Regions from separate parts of the Homo sapiens genome. Here region 2 is linked to region 1. The links are chromatin loops, found by intact Hi-C in ENCODE. Cell type or tissue: dorsolateral prefrontal cortex. All regions are shown on one strand. Each heading gives the region's core, and the rest is flanking DNA. Links, peaks and the distances in the headings are about the cores only.

Region 1 (6,841 bases), core at 2,192-4,691:
TGGCTCACGCCTGTAATCCCAGCACTTTGGGAGGCTGAGGTGGGAGAATCACAAGGTCAGGAGTTCAAGACCAGCCTGATCAACATGGTGAAACCCCATCTCTACTAAAAATACAAAAATTAGCCAGGCATGGTAAAAATACAAAAATTAGCCGTGCGTGGTGATGCGCGCCTGTAATCCCAGCTACTCAGGAGGCTGAGGCAGGAGAATCGCTTGAACCCGGGAGGTGAAGGTTGCAGTGAGCCAAGATCGCGCCACTGCACTCCAGCCTAGGTGACAGAGGGAGACTCTGTCTCAAAAAAAAAAAAAAAATTAAAAATTGGCAGGGTGTGATAGCTCACACCTGTTGTCCCAGCTATTTGGGAGGCTGAGGATTGCTTGAGTCAGGGAGGACAAGGCTGCAGTAAGCCATCATCACACCATTACACTCCAGTCTGGGCAACAGAGCGAGATCCTGTCTTAAAACAAAAAAATATATGAGAAAAATAAACAAGTCAGGTGTGGCTGGGCATGGTGATACATGCTTGTAGCCTCAGCTACTGGAGAAGCTGAAATGGGAGCCCAAGAATTTAAAGGCAACATAGCAAGATTCTGTAACAAGCAAAACAGAATAAAATAAGTAATAAAAAAAAGGTAAATAAAACTGTTGCTATTTGCTGATGATATGATTGTTTATGTCAAAAACCCAAGGGAATCTATAAGACAACTACTGAAATTAATACATAAATTCAGCAAGTTACCAGGTTTAAAAAGTCCGTTGAATTCAATACAAAAGTCAATTGAATTTTTATACACCAGCAGCAAACAATTGGAACATAAAAAAATTTTGAAAAATTTCCTTTGCAGCAGCACTGAAAAAGATAAAATACTGTGATGGTCTGAGAGTTTGCGTCTCCCCAAAATTAATACATTGAAATCCTAACCTCGAAGGCGGTGGTATTCAGAATCGGAACCTTTTAAGAGGTGATTAGATCATGAGGGTTGAGCTCTCATGAATGGGATTAATGCCCTTATAAAAGAGGCCCCTAGGCTGGGCATGGTAGCTCACGCCTGTAATCCCAGCACCCTGGGAGAATTGCAGGCTGGTCTCTGACAAACAACTTGTGTTTGAGACCAGCCTGGGCAATGTGGCGAAACACCACCTCTACCAAAAAAAACACAAAAATTAGCTGGGCATGGTGGTGCACACCTGTAGTCCCAGGTCAGGAGTTTGAGGCCAGCCTGATCAACGTGGAGAAACCCCATCTCCACTGACAAAACAAAATTAGCTGGATGTGGTGGTGCATGCCTGTAATTCCAGCTACTTGGGAGGCTGAGGTGGGAGAATCGCTTGAACCCAGGAGGTGGAGGCTGCGGTAAGCCGAGATCACACCATTGCACTCCAGCCTAGGCAACAAGAGCAAAACTCTGTCTCAAAAAAAAAAAAAAAAAAAAAAAAGGCCGGGTGCAGTGGCTCATGCCTGTAATCTTAGCACTTCGGGAGGCCAAGGTGGGTGGATCACCTCAGGTCAGGAGTTCAAGACCAGCCTGGCCAACATGGTAAAACCCCGTCTCTGCTAAAAATACAAAAATTAGCTGGGTGTGGTGGCGCACGCCTGTAATCTCAGCTACTCTGGAGGCTGAGGAAGGAGAATCGCTTGAACTCGGGAGGTGGAGGTTGCAGTGAGCTGAGATCGCGCCACTGCATTGCACTCAAGGTTGCGTGACAGGAAAGAGGCTACATCTCAAAAAAAAAAAAAAAAAAAAAAGAAGGCCAGGGACCTGGAGTCCGGAGTGCATACAAGTGGGTGGCTTTGCAGTGTTTTGAGGACCAACGGTCAGAAACCAAGATTTGGGTGTCTTGGGCCCAGCCTTGGGAAGGCACTGGTGCCAGTAACTGAGATGAGGGAAAGAGTGGGAAGGATGAGGCACATCAGCATTGTGAACGCTCCGTGATCCAAGCTGTGGCTTGGCCCAGGATCCTGGATGAACAAACTGGTGCCTTCAAAGTCCCTGGGAAAAAGACAGGGGGGACAGGGGTGCCCTTGGACAGCCCTGCTAACCAGGAACTCCTCGCCTGGGCCCCACTGGATGGTGATAACAGAGACACAGAGTAGCCCAGGACCAGCCTGCTCAGGTCAGATTCCTGCATGGCCCGAGGTGGGGGCAGAGGAATCCTGCCAGGCCAGGTGTGTCACTAGGAAGCCGGGGCCACGGCATCACTCAGGCACCGACAACATGTAAAAGAAAGAAAAATAATAAAGCTTTTTTTTTTCTTTTAAATTAAGACAGTTTCACTCTGTTGCCCAGGCTGGAGTGCAGCGGCATGATCTTGGTTCACTGCAACCTCTGCCTCTAGGGTTCAAGTGATTCTCGTGCCTCAGCCTCCCGAGTAGCTGGGATTACAGGTGTGTGTCACTGCACCCAGCTAATTTTTGTATTTTTGGTAGAGACGGGGTTTCACCATGTTGGCCAGGCTGGTCTCGACTCCTGACCTCAAGTGACCTGCCCGCTTCAGCCTCCCAAAGTGCTGGGGTTACAGATATGAGCCACTGTGCCCAACCAAAAAGAAAAATAATAAAGCTCTGGGCCGGGCGCGGTGGCTCACGCCTGTAATCCCAGCATTTTGGGAGGCTGAGGTGGGTGGATTATCTGAGGTCAGGAGTTCAAGACCAGCCTGTCCAACATGGTGAAACCCCGTCTCTACTAAAATTACAAAAATTAGCCGGGCGTGGAGGCAGATGCCTGTAATCCCAGCTACTCAGGAGGCTGAGGCAGGAGAGGATGGCTTGAACCCAGGAGGCAGAGGCTGCAGTGAGCTGAGATTGTGCCACTGCATTCCAGCCTTGGCAATGGAGTGAGACTCCGTCTCAAAAAAAAAAAAAAAAAGGAAACAAGAAACCCTGTCTCTACAAAAATTAGCCAGGCATGATGATGGGTGCCTGTAATCCCAGCTACTCTGGAGGGTGAGGCAGGAGAATCGCTTGAACCTGGGAGGCAGAGGCTACGGTGAGATGAGATCACGCCATTGCATTCCAGCCTGGGGAACAGAGTGAGACTCCATCTCAAAAAAAAAAAGAAACTAAAGAAAAATAATAAAGCTTTGAAACAAACAGCACATCACGACCCGTGCCCTTCCCCACCCTGGCATGCCCCTCCCTCCACTCCAACCCAGGCCTTGAAGGCAGAAGCACGAGGCCCCAAGGCCAGGGCTGGGTCTCAGGGATCTCCCTCTCGTCTTCTTCCTCCTCCCCTGTCCTCCCTAAATTCCTTTTCCTGCCCCGTTCCTGCTGTCCCAGGATCCAATTTGTGCTCCAGGCTGCGCTCTGCCCTTTCCAGCATCTCTTTCCACCTGCTTGTAGCCGCTCAGCACTTTGGGGAAACTGAGGCCAGAGCGGTGAGTTCCAGCACAGAGGGAAGGGCAGGGCCTCAACCTTCCCAGTCCAAACAATCATACGCCATTTAAATCTCACAACAACCCTAAAAGCTGGCGACTATTATTGGCCTCATTTTGTGGAAGGGGAAACTGAGGCCCAGAGCGGCAACGCGGCCAGCGAACCATCGGTAAGATTTGAACCTGGTTGTGTATCATTCAACGGTCTAGCGCTTGGCCTCAGCTGGGCCACCGCAGATGGGACATGGTTCTGCTGCCACCTGGTGGACACTCGCGGCAGCGCTGTTGGGATAGAGCCGCCTCTCACCTGACGTCCTGCCCCGAAAAGCCCAGCCAGAGGAGGGCTGACCTGCTCCCCTGGCCTCCCTGCCCCGCATCACGCCCATCAGTTTTCCGAATTTTCACAGTCTAAGTGTCCACCAGGAAGGGACTGGGTAACTAACCACCTGTGCTACAGTTGGGCTAAAGATTTTAGTGCAAAAGTTAATTTGCCCACCTCACAAGAAATACTAAAAAAATGTATATTTTTTCGAGACAGAGTCTCACTCTGTTGCCCAGGCTGGAGTACAGTGGCACAATCTCGGCTCACTGCAACCTCCGACTCCCAGGCTCAAGCGATTCTCATGCCTCAGCCTCTCAAGTAGCTGGGACTACAGGCACCCGCCACAATACCCAGCTAATTTTTGTATTTTTTAATAGAAGCGGGGTTTCACCATGTTGGCCAGGCTGGTCTCGAGCTCCTGACCTCAGGTGATCCACCCACCTGGGCCTCGCAAGGTGCTGGGATTACAGGCGAGAGCCACCGTACCCACCCAAAATAAATTCTTTAGGCTGAAAACAAGGGACCCCAGACATGTATTCCAATCCACGTGAAAATCTGAAGAACACATATAAAGGTAATGTATGTAATTTTAAAAGATTGCATAAGGCCGGGTGCTTTGGCTCACGCCTGTAATCCCAACACTTCAGGAGGCTGAGGTGGGCAGATCAATTGAGCCTAGGAGTTCAAGACCAGCCTGGGCAACACAGAGAGACCTTGTCTCTACAAAAAATACAAAACTTGGCCGGGCACGGTGGCTCACACCTGTAATCCCAGCACTTTGGGAGGCCGAGGCGGGTGGATCACGAGGTCAGGAGTTTAAGGAAAAAAATATAAAACTTAGCTGGGTTTCATGGCATCCGTCCTAACTACTCGGGAGGTCTGAGGTGGGAGAATCTCTTGAACCTGGGAGTTCGAGGCTGCAGTGAACAGAGATCTCGCCACTGCACTCCAGCCTGGGCAACAGAGTGAGATCCTGTATCAAAAAAATAAGGCTGGGCACAATGGCTCACGCCCATGATCCCAGCACTTTGGGAGGCCGAGGCAGGCAGATCACGAGGTCAGGAGATTGAGACCATCGTGGCTAACATGGTGAAACCCCATCTCTACTAAAAATACAAAAAATTAGCCGGGCATGGTGGCGGGCACCTGTAGTCCCAGCTACTCGAGGGGGCTGAGGCAGGAGAATGGCATGAACCCGGGAGGCGGAGATTGCAGTGAACTGAGATCACGCCACTGCACTCCAGCCTGGGTGACAGAGTGAGACTCCGTCTCAAAAAATAATAATAATAAATAAATAAAAATAAGATCTGCCAGTGACAGTGGCTCATGCCTGTTATCCCAGCATGTTCGGAGGCCATGACGGGCAGACCACTTGAGGTCAGGAGTTCAAGACCAGCCATAGCCAACATGGCGAAACTCTTGTCTCTACTAAAAATTAAAAAAAAAATTAGCCAGGCATGGTGCCGCACATCTGCAATTTCAGCTACTTGGGAGGCTGAGGCAGGAGAATCATTTGAACCTGGGAGGCAGAGGTTGCAATGAGCCAAGATTGCACCACTGCCCTCCAGCCTGGGTAATGGAGTGAGACCCTGTCTCAAAATAAATAAATAAAAATAAAATGTAGCATAAATGCAAATTTCTTCTCTCTTTGCCTCTTAACATATTTAAAAAGCAATTGTACAAAACTATATATTGGCCGGGCCCGGTGGCTCATGCCTGCAATCCCAGCACTTTGGGAGGCTGAGGTGGGCATATCACCTGAGGTTGGGAGTTCGAGACCAGTCTGGCCAACATGGTGAAACCCCCTCTCTACTAAAAATACAAAACATTAGCCGGGTGTGGTGGTGCACGCCTGTAATCTCAGCTACTCAGGAGGCTGAAGCAGGAGAATTGCTCGAACCTGGGAGGTGGAGGTTGCAGTGAGCCGAGATCATGCCACTGCAATCTAGCCTGGGTGACAGAGCGAGACTCTGTCTCAAAAAAACAAAAAACAAACAAAAAAACAGGCTGGGTGCGGTGGCTCATGCCTGTAATCCCAGCACTTTGGGAGGCCGAGGCGGGTGGGTCACCTGAGGTCAGGAATCTGAGACCAGCCTGGCCAACCCAGTAAAACCCTATCTCTACTAAAAATACAAAAAATTAGCCAGGCGTGGTGGTGCACGCCTGTAGTCCCAGTTACTCGGGAGGCTGAGGCAGGAGAATCGCTTGAACCTGGGAGGCAGAGGTTGCAGTGAGCTGAGATCACGCTGCTGCACTCCAGCCTGGGCGACAGAGCTAAACTCCATCTCAAAACAACAACAACAACAACAACAAACTATATATTAATTGTATTGTTGGGTCTACAATATAGAGAAAGGTAACATATTTGACATTAACGGCACAAAGGAGGTGAAGGGAGCCAAGTTGTACTGGAATAAGAAAATCATTGGGCCGGGCGCGGTGGCTTACGCCTGTAATCCCAACACTTTGGGAGGTGGAGGCAGGCGGATTACCTGAGGTCAGGAGTTCGAGACCAGCCTAACCAACATGGTAAAACCCTGTGTCTACTAAAAATACAAAAATTACCTGGGCATCGTGGCGGGCGCCTGTAATCCCAGCTACTCTGGAGGCTGAGGCGGGAGAATTGCTTGAACCCAGGAGGCAGAGGTTGCAGTGAGCCGAGATAGCGCCACTGCACTCTGGCCTGGGGAAAAGAGTAAGACTCAGTCTCAAAAAATAAAAGAAAAAGAAAAGAAAAGAAAATCACACCCAGTAGTGACTTGAATCCACAAAACCAGATTAAGAGAACCAGAAATGCAAAATAAGAAAATGAAAATAAAAAATTGCATGCTTGCTGTCCTTTATTTTCTTTCTTTCTTTCTTTCTTTTTTTTCTGAGTCGGAGTCTCGCCCTGTCTCCCAGGCTGGAGTGCAATGGCCAGATCTCGGCTTACTACAACCTCCATCTCCCAGGTTCAAGCGATTCTTCTGCCTTAGCCTCCCGAGTAGCTGGGATTACAGGCGCCCGCCACCACGCCCGGCTAATTTTTGTATTTTTAGTAGAGACGGGGTTTCGCCATGTTGGCCAGGCTGGTCTCGAACTCCTGACCTCAAGTGATCCACCCGCCTCGGCCTCCCAAAGTGCTGGGATGACAGGCGTGAGCCACC
Region 2 (6,841 bases), core at 2,631-5,130, 340 kb before region 1:
CGGAGTCTTGCTCTGTCGCCCAGGCTGGAGTGCAGTGGCACAATCTGACTCACTGCAGCCTCCGCCTCCTGGGTTCAAGCAATTCTCCTGCCTCAGCCTCCTCAGTAGCTGGGATTGCAGGCACGTGCCACCACACACAGCTCATTTTTGTATTTTTAGTAGAGACAGGGTTTCACCATGTTGGCCAGGCTGGTCTCAAACTCCCGACCTCAGGTGATCCACCCACCTTGGCCTCTCAAAGTGCTGGAATTACAGGCGTGAGCCATGGCACCCAGCTGGGCAAGTGAATTCTGACTAATCTCTCTCCAACCTCGCAACCACTTCAGGAAGTGTCACCATGGTCCCCATTGTACAGATGCAGAAACTGAGGCACAAGAAGGGGAATGGACTCATTGCCAGGGGCTCCAGGTGAGACAGTGGCCCAGTGAACTTTCTTGTTCCAAAGCCTCTAGCTGCAATAGTGTCTAGGAAGTTCCCTCCAAGTTGGCCAGAAAATAATCCCAATGACTCTTAGGCTTGAACTCTGTTAGTTTTTCTTATTAATTAACAGACTTTTTGGGTTTTATTTATTTATTTATTTATTTATTTATTTATTTATTGTTTTGAGACAGAGTCTAGCTCTGTTGCCCAGGCTGGAGTGCAGTGGCGAGATCACGGCTCACTGCAAGCTCCTTCTCCCAGGTTCACACCATTCTCCTGCCTCAGCGTCCCAAGTAGCTGGGACCACAGGCGCCTGCAACCACACCTGGCTAATTTGTATTTTTACTAGAGACAGGGTTTCATCGTGTTAGCCAGGATGGTCGTGATCTCCTGACCTCGTGATCCACCCGCCTCGGCCTCTCAAAGTGCTGGGATTACAGGCGTGAGGCACCGCGCCCGGCCTATTTATTTATTTAAGAGGGAGTCTTGCTCTGTCGCCCAGGCTGGAGTGCGGTGGCGCGATCTTGGCTCACTGCAACCTCTGCCTCCCGGGTTCAAGCCATTCTCCTGCCTCAGACTCCCGAATAGCTGGGATTACAGGCATGAGCTACTACGCCTGGCTAATTTTTGTATTTTTAGTAGAGATGGGGTTTCTACTTCATTTGAGAGGCCGGTCTCGAACTCCTCACCTCAGGTGATCTGCCTACCTTGGCCTGCCAAAGTGTTGGGATTACAGGCGTGAAGCACCACGCCTGGCCTATTCCTTTTTTTTTTTTTTTTTTTTTGAGACAGAGTTTTGCTCGTTGCCCAGGCTGGAGTGCAATGGCGTGATCTCAGCTCACCACAACCTCCACCTCCGGGGTTCAAGCCATTCTCCTGCCTCCGACTCCCGAGTAGCTGAGATTACAGGCATGTGCCACCACGCCCAGCTAAGGCTTTGTATTTTTAGTAGAGACAGGGTTTCTCCATGTTGGTCAGGCTGATCTTAAACTCCCGACCTCAGGTGATCCACCTGCCTTGGCCTCTCAAAGTGCTGGAATTACAGGCGTGAGCCACCACGCCCAGCCCTCCTTTCTTTTTGAATAGTCCTGGCACCGTTGCCAAAGATGAGTTGACCATATATGCATAGGTTTATTTCTGCATCAGTTCCAATCATTTATTTATATGTCTATCCTTATGCCAATACCACAGTTTTGGTTATTGTACCTTTTTATTGTTTGAAATGAGAAAGTATGAGTCCTCGTATTTTATTCAATATTGTTTTGGCTATTTTGGGGCCATTTGCAATTTATTATTAATTTTAGGATCAATTTGTCAATTTCAACAAAAACATTGTAAATTTGAAAGGGATTACATTGCATCCGTAGACCAATTTGTGGAGTACTGCCATCTTAACAATATTATACTTTCCAATCCATGAACGTGGAATGTCTTACCATTTATTTAGATCATCTTTAATTTTTTTTTTCACCAAAGTTTTAGTTCTTTTGCTTGTTTCGAGACAGGGTCTCACTCTATTGCCCAGGCTGGAGTGGAATGGCAGGAACACAGCTCACTGCAGCCTTAGTCTCCTGGGCTCAAGTGATCCTCCCACCACAGCCTCCCAAGTAGCTGGGACCACAGGCAGCTGCCACCGGGTCCAGCCTTGGCTTCCCAACGTGCTGGGATTACAGCTGTGAGCCACCAAGCCCAGCTACAGCTCTCAAGAAGTACAGTCTTGTACTTCTTTTATTAAATTTATGCCTACTTTATACTTTATGATGCTATGGTAAATGGAATTGTTTTCTTAATTTGCTACTGATTTTAAAATCCACTACCTGTGTGAGTTGAACTGCGCTTACACACATCACTGAAATATCCCACTCTCAGAAGTGGCCCAGCCTCCCCAGGCCCACCAGGCCTTCTTCCCCTTCCAGCCCTCTGTCCAGGCAAGAACTCGATTGGAGGCCTTTCTGGGCACTCAGAGGGACACACCACCACACTAGGAGGGTTAGCTTAAAAAATTCAACAAGCATGGCCAGGCGCAGTGGCTTTCGCCTGAATGCTACCACTTTGGGAGGCCGAGGCAGGAAGATCGCTTGAGCCCAGGGGTTCAAGATCAGCCTAGACCATATAGCAAGAGCCCGTCCGTCCGGAAAATGTAAAAAAAAAAAAAAAAAAAATTCAACAAGCATATTTTCATCCCCTACTTTTTTTTGAGATGGAGCCTCGCTCTGTCGCCCAAGCTGGGGTGCAGTGGCACGATCTCGGCTCACTGCAACCTCCGCCACCCCGGTTCAAGCGATTCTCCTGCCTCAGCCTCCCGAGTAGCTGGGACTACAGGCGCCCGCCACTACGCCCGGTTAATTTTTTGTGTTTTCAGTAGAGACGGGGTTTCACCGTGTTAGCCAGGATGGTCTCGATCTCCTGACCTCGTGATCCGCCCGCCTCGGCCTCCCAAAGTGTTGGGATTACAGGCGTCAGCCACCGCGCCCGGCGGTGCAGGAATTTTAAAACTCACCAAAATACGCCCTCCTTCAGAAAATCCCTGCCACCTCGATAGGACGTCCTCTTCTTGAGCTCCCCTCTCCGGCCCTCCCTGATACAGCAAGGTTGAGCATTCGGGCACTGGCTTCCCGAACTCACTTCGACTCAGGCACAGCAGGCAAAGATTCAATGGGTAGGGCCGGACCGACTGCCCGACCTTCGCGGTGCTTCACTTGCCTCACTGCGCATGTGCCAAAGACAATCACCCAAAGTACTCGAAACCAAGCGGCAGGGCCGGCCCTTGCGCAGGCGTACTAGCGACGGCCGTAGGGAGCGCTTCCTCCTCCCCGCCGCCGCCCTCGCCATGGCCGCGCCGGCCCCGGGCCTCATCTCGGTGTTCTCGAGTTCCCAGGAGCTGGGTGCGGCGCTAGCGCAGCTGGTGGCCCAGCGCGCAGCATGCTGCCTGGCAGGGGCCCGCGCCCGTTTCGCGCTCGGCCTGTCGGGCGGGAGCCTCGTCTCGATGCTAGCCCGCGAGCTACCCGCCGCCGTCGCCCCTGCCGGGCCAGCTAGCTTAGCGCGCTGGACGCTGGGCTTCTGCGACGAGCGCCTCGTGCCCTTCGATCACGCCGAGAGCACGTACGGCCTCTACCGGGTGAGAGCTACGGGGGCCGCCGGGGATCACGCCGAGAGGGCCACAGCCACCGCCTACACCCCGGCTACGGAGGCCGCCGGGGGCCATGCCGAAAGGGCCGCGCCCACTGTCTGCACCTCGGCTACGGGGGCCACTGGGTATCATGCCAAGAGGGCCGTGCCCACTGCCTGCACCTCGGCTACGTGGGTCGCTGGGGGTCATGCCAAGAGGGCCGCGCCCACCGGTTGCCCTCGGCTACGGGGGCCACTGGGGGTCATGCCGAGATGGTCACGCCCACTGCCTGCACCTCGACTACGGGGGCCGCTGGGGGTCTAGCCGACAGGGCTCGCCCGCCTCCTGAACCCCGCCTACAGTGGGTCCCGCAGGACCTCACTGCGCCCTCTGCCTTTATCTAGGCAGGGCTAGAAATGGTCTACTTGCAGTCCGTCTTCCTGCTTCATCCGGTGGCCAGGCAGAGGGAACGGCACGGGCAAGGGCCTGGAAGGGAATCCGAGTGGCCCATGTCAAACGATGCCCATAACTCAGCCCCGTAGCGGACGGGGGCACGAGGAATCAGGTGTAGAGCCTGAATCTCAGGGTCCTGATCTCTAACCCCAGCGAGTTCTCGGGGATCCCTGGGCAGCTTTGCCGCTCTGATGGCTCTGCTTCCAGGCTGTTCATCTTTGGCTTTGAGCCTCAGGATTCTATAGAATCAGAGGAGCGCGCTCTTTTAAAGACAGGGTAACTGAGGCTTGGAGGAGCCTTGGCCTGGCCGAGGGAAGAGTGGGAGGGGCGGGCTCAAAGGCCAGGAACCTCAAGTCACTTGAGTCTGGCAGCGTCAAGGGACACCCCATGCTGGGTGTGCCGTCTTCTCTTTGCATAGAATCTTGAGCTGATGATGGTTTTGTGGGTTTTTTATTAAGAGAAAAGGCTTACTGAACGCTTTATATGCATCAATTCATGAGTCCGTACCACAGCCTATGAGATGTTACACTCATTTCACAGATGGAGAAACTGAGGCCAGAAGAGGTGAGCTTACCTGCCCAAGGCATCTAGTGACCAGAGGGGCAGCCAGGGTGTGATCCTGCCTCATCTGACTTCGTAGTTGGGTACACATTTAACTTCCGCCTTCCTGTGTGTGTTTTCCAAGAGCATCATTAAAAAGTTTTGGCCGGGTGCGGTGGCTCACGCGTGTAATCCCAGCACTTTGGGAGGCCGACGTGAGTAGATCACCTGAGGTCAGGATTTCGAGACCAGCCTGGCCAACATGGCAAAACTCTGTCTCTACTAAAAAAAAATACAAAAATTGGCTGGGTGCGGTGGCTCACGCTTGTAATCCCAGCACTTTGGGAGGCTGAGGCGGGCGGATCACGAGGTCAGGAGTTTGAGACCAACCTGACCAACATGGTGAAACCTGTCTCTACTAAAAATGCAAAAATTAGCCAGGTGTGGTGGTGCGCACCTGTAATCCCAGCTACTCGGGAGGCTGAGGCAGGAGTGAGGCATGATCAGTGAACCGAGATCATGCCATTACACTCCACCCTGGGCGACAGAGTGAGACTGTCTTAAAGATAAAAAAAAAAAAAAGCAGGTTTTTGGCCGGGCGTGGTGGCTCATACCTGTAATCTCAGCACTTTGGGAGGCCAAGGATGGTGGATCACCTGAGGTCAGGTGTTGGAGACCAGCCTAGCCAACATGGCAAGACCCCATCTCTACTAAAAATACAAAAATTAGCTGGGTGTGGTGGCGTGTGCCTGTAATCCCGGCTACAGGGGAGGCTGAAGCACGAGAATCGCTTGAATGTGGGAGGCAGAGGTTGCAGTGAGCTGAGATCATGCCACTGCACTCCAGCCTGGGCGACAGTTGAGACTCTGTCTCAAAATAAATAATTGTGAAATGCTGCAGAGTGCTAGGGAATAGGGAGTGAGCATTCGTCAAGGGCTATGGGGTGGGAGGTCCTGAGAAGGTGCCATTTGAGCTGAGAGCTGGAGCATGTGCAGGAGCTGGCCATGGTCAAGCTGTGGCAAGAGGGCTCAGCTAAGGCCAAAGCCGTGTGATGGGAGCAAACCTGAAGCCAGGACTTGCTCCTTCTGCCGGTTCTCTGTGAGGGGAATCATATCGGTTCCCTAGGGCTACATAACGAATGACCACAAACTGAGCGGCTTAAAGCCACAGGAATTTATTCTCTCACCGTTCTGGAGGCCAGAAGTCTGAAATCAAGGTGTTGGTGGGGTCACGCCCCATCTGAAAGCTCTTTGGGAGGATCCTTCATTTTCTCCTCATCTTCTGGGGGCTCTGGGCGTTCCTTGGCTTGGGGTCACACCATTCCAATTCCTGTCTCTGTCTGCACATGGCCTTCTTGGATTCTGTGTGTCTTCTCATCTTATATAAGGACGCCAGTCATTGGATTTAGGGCCCACACTAATCCACTATGACTTGTTCTTAACTAATTACATCTGCAAAGACCCTATTTCCTTCCTTCCTTCCCTCCTTCCCTCCCTTCCTTCCCTTCCTTCCTTCCTCCCTTCCTATACTTTCTTTTCTTTTCCTTTCCTTTTCTTTCTTTTTTTGAGATAGGATCTTGTTGTGTTGCCCAGGCTGGAGTGCAGAGGCATGATCGTGGCTTACTGCAGCCTTCAGCTCCCGGGCTCTATCAATCCCCCTGCCTCAGCCTCCTCAGTAGCTGGGACTACAGGTGTGCACCACCAGGCCCAGCTAATTTTTTTTTTTGAGTTGGAGTTTCACCCTTGTTGCCCAGGCTGGAGTGCAATGGCGCGATCTCAGCTCACCACAACCTCCGCCTCCTGGGTTCAAGTGATTCTCCTGCCTCAGCCTCCCAAGTAGCTGGGATTACAGGCATTCACCACCACGCCCAGCTAATTTTATATTTTTAGTAGAGGTGGGATTTCTCCATGTTGGTCAGGCTGGTCTCGAACTCCTGACCTCAGGTGATCCGCCTGCCTTGGCCTCCCAAAGTGCTGGGATTACAGGCATGAGCCACCGTGCCAGGCCGCTAATTTTTTATTTTTGGTAAATACGAAGTTTCACTATGCTGCCCAGGCTGGTCTCAAACTCCTGGGCTCAACCGATTGTCCCACCTCAGCCTCCCAAAGTGCTGGGATTACAGCCGTGAGCCACCATGCCTGGCCATTTTCTGTTGTTTATAAGCCTCGAGTTTATGGTGTTTTGTGATAGCAGGCTGCATAGATTAACACAGGGACCTTGGACAAAGCAGAGTGGTCTTTCCAACTATGGATACGATTGTGTCCCTCCCCAGCTCACACACCCTCCTTGGCTCCCCAATGCCCTCAGTGTGGAGCTCAT

Evidence for each region. Peaks named below come from ENCODE experiments on the same cell type or tissue, not always from the same donor. Only the 100,000 strongest peaks of a DNase experiment are listed, where the experiment ranks them.
Region 2: it touches region 1 in a loop (4-fold over the local background); 9 of 110 quality-filtered maps call a loop at or near these places.

The regions. Positions count from the first base shown.
Region 1 is chr19:17,852,123-17,858,963 of GRCh38, forward strand. No RefSeq gene overlaps it. Among named protein-coding and RNA genes, the nearest start is that of RPL18A, 4.4 kb to the right of the region's middle. In dorsolateral prefrontal cortex, for the core only: CTCF peaks have their summits at 3,645 (motif pointing left) and 3,853; a DNase peak (open chromatin) is centred at 3,639.
Region 2 is chr19:17,508,423-17,515,263 of GRCh38, forward strand. It overlaps PGLS (6-phosphogluconolactonase), which reads left to right and starts at 3,227. Exons shown (of 5, transcript NM_012088.3): 1 at 3,227-3,538. The coding sequence starts at 3,251. It overlaps PGLS-DT (PGLS divergent transcript), which reads right to left and starts at 3,467. Exons shown (of 3, transcript NR_147835.1): 1 at 2,921-3,467. RefSeq lists enhancers at 2,073-2,730, 2,731-3,387, 2,955-3,204, 3,698-3,992, 3,955-4,214 and 2 more and silencers at 3,265-3,394, 3,405-3,454, 3,698-3,992. In dorsolateral prefrontal cortex, for the core only: CTCF peaks have their summits at 3,119 and 3,934; DNase peaks (open chromatin) are centred at 3,129 and 3,719; H3K4me3 peaks cover 2,085 bases; H3K27ac peaks cover 2,285 bases.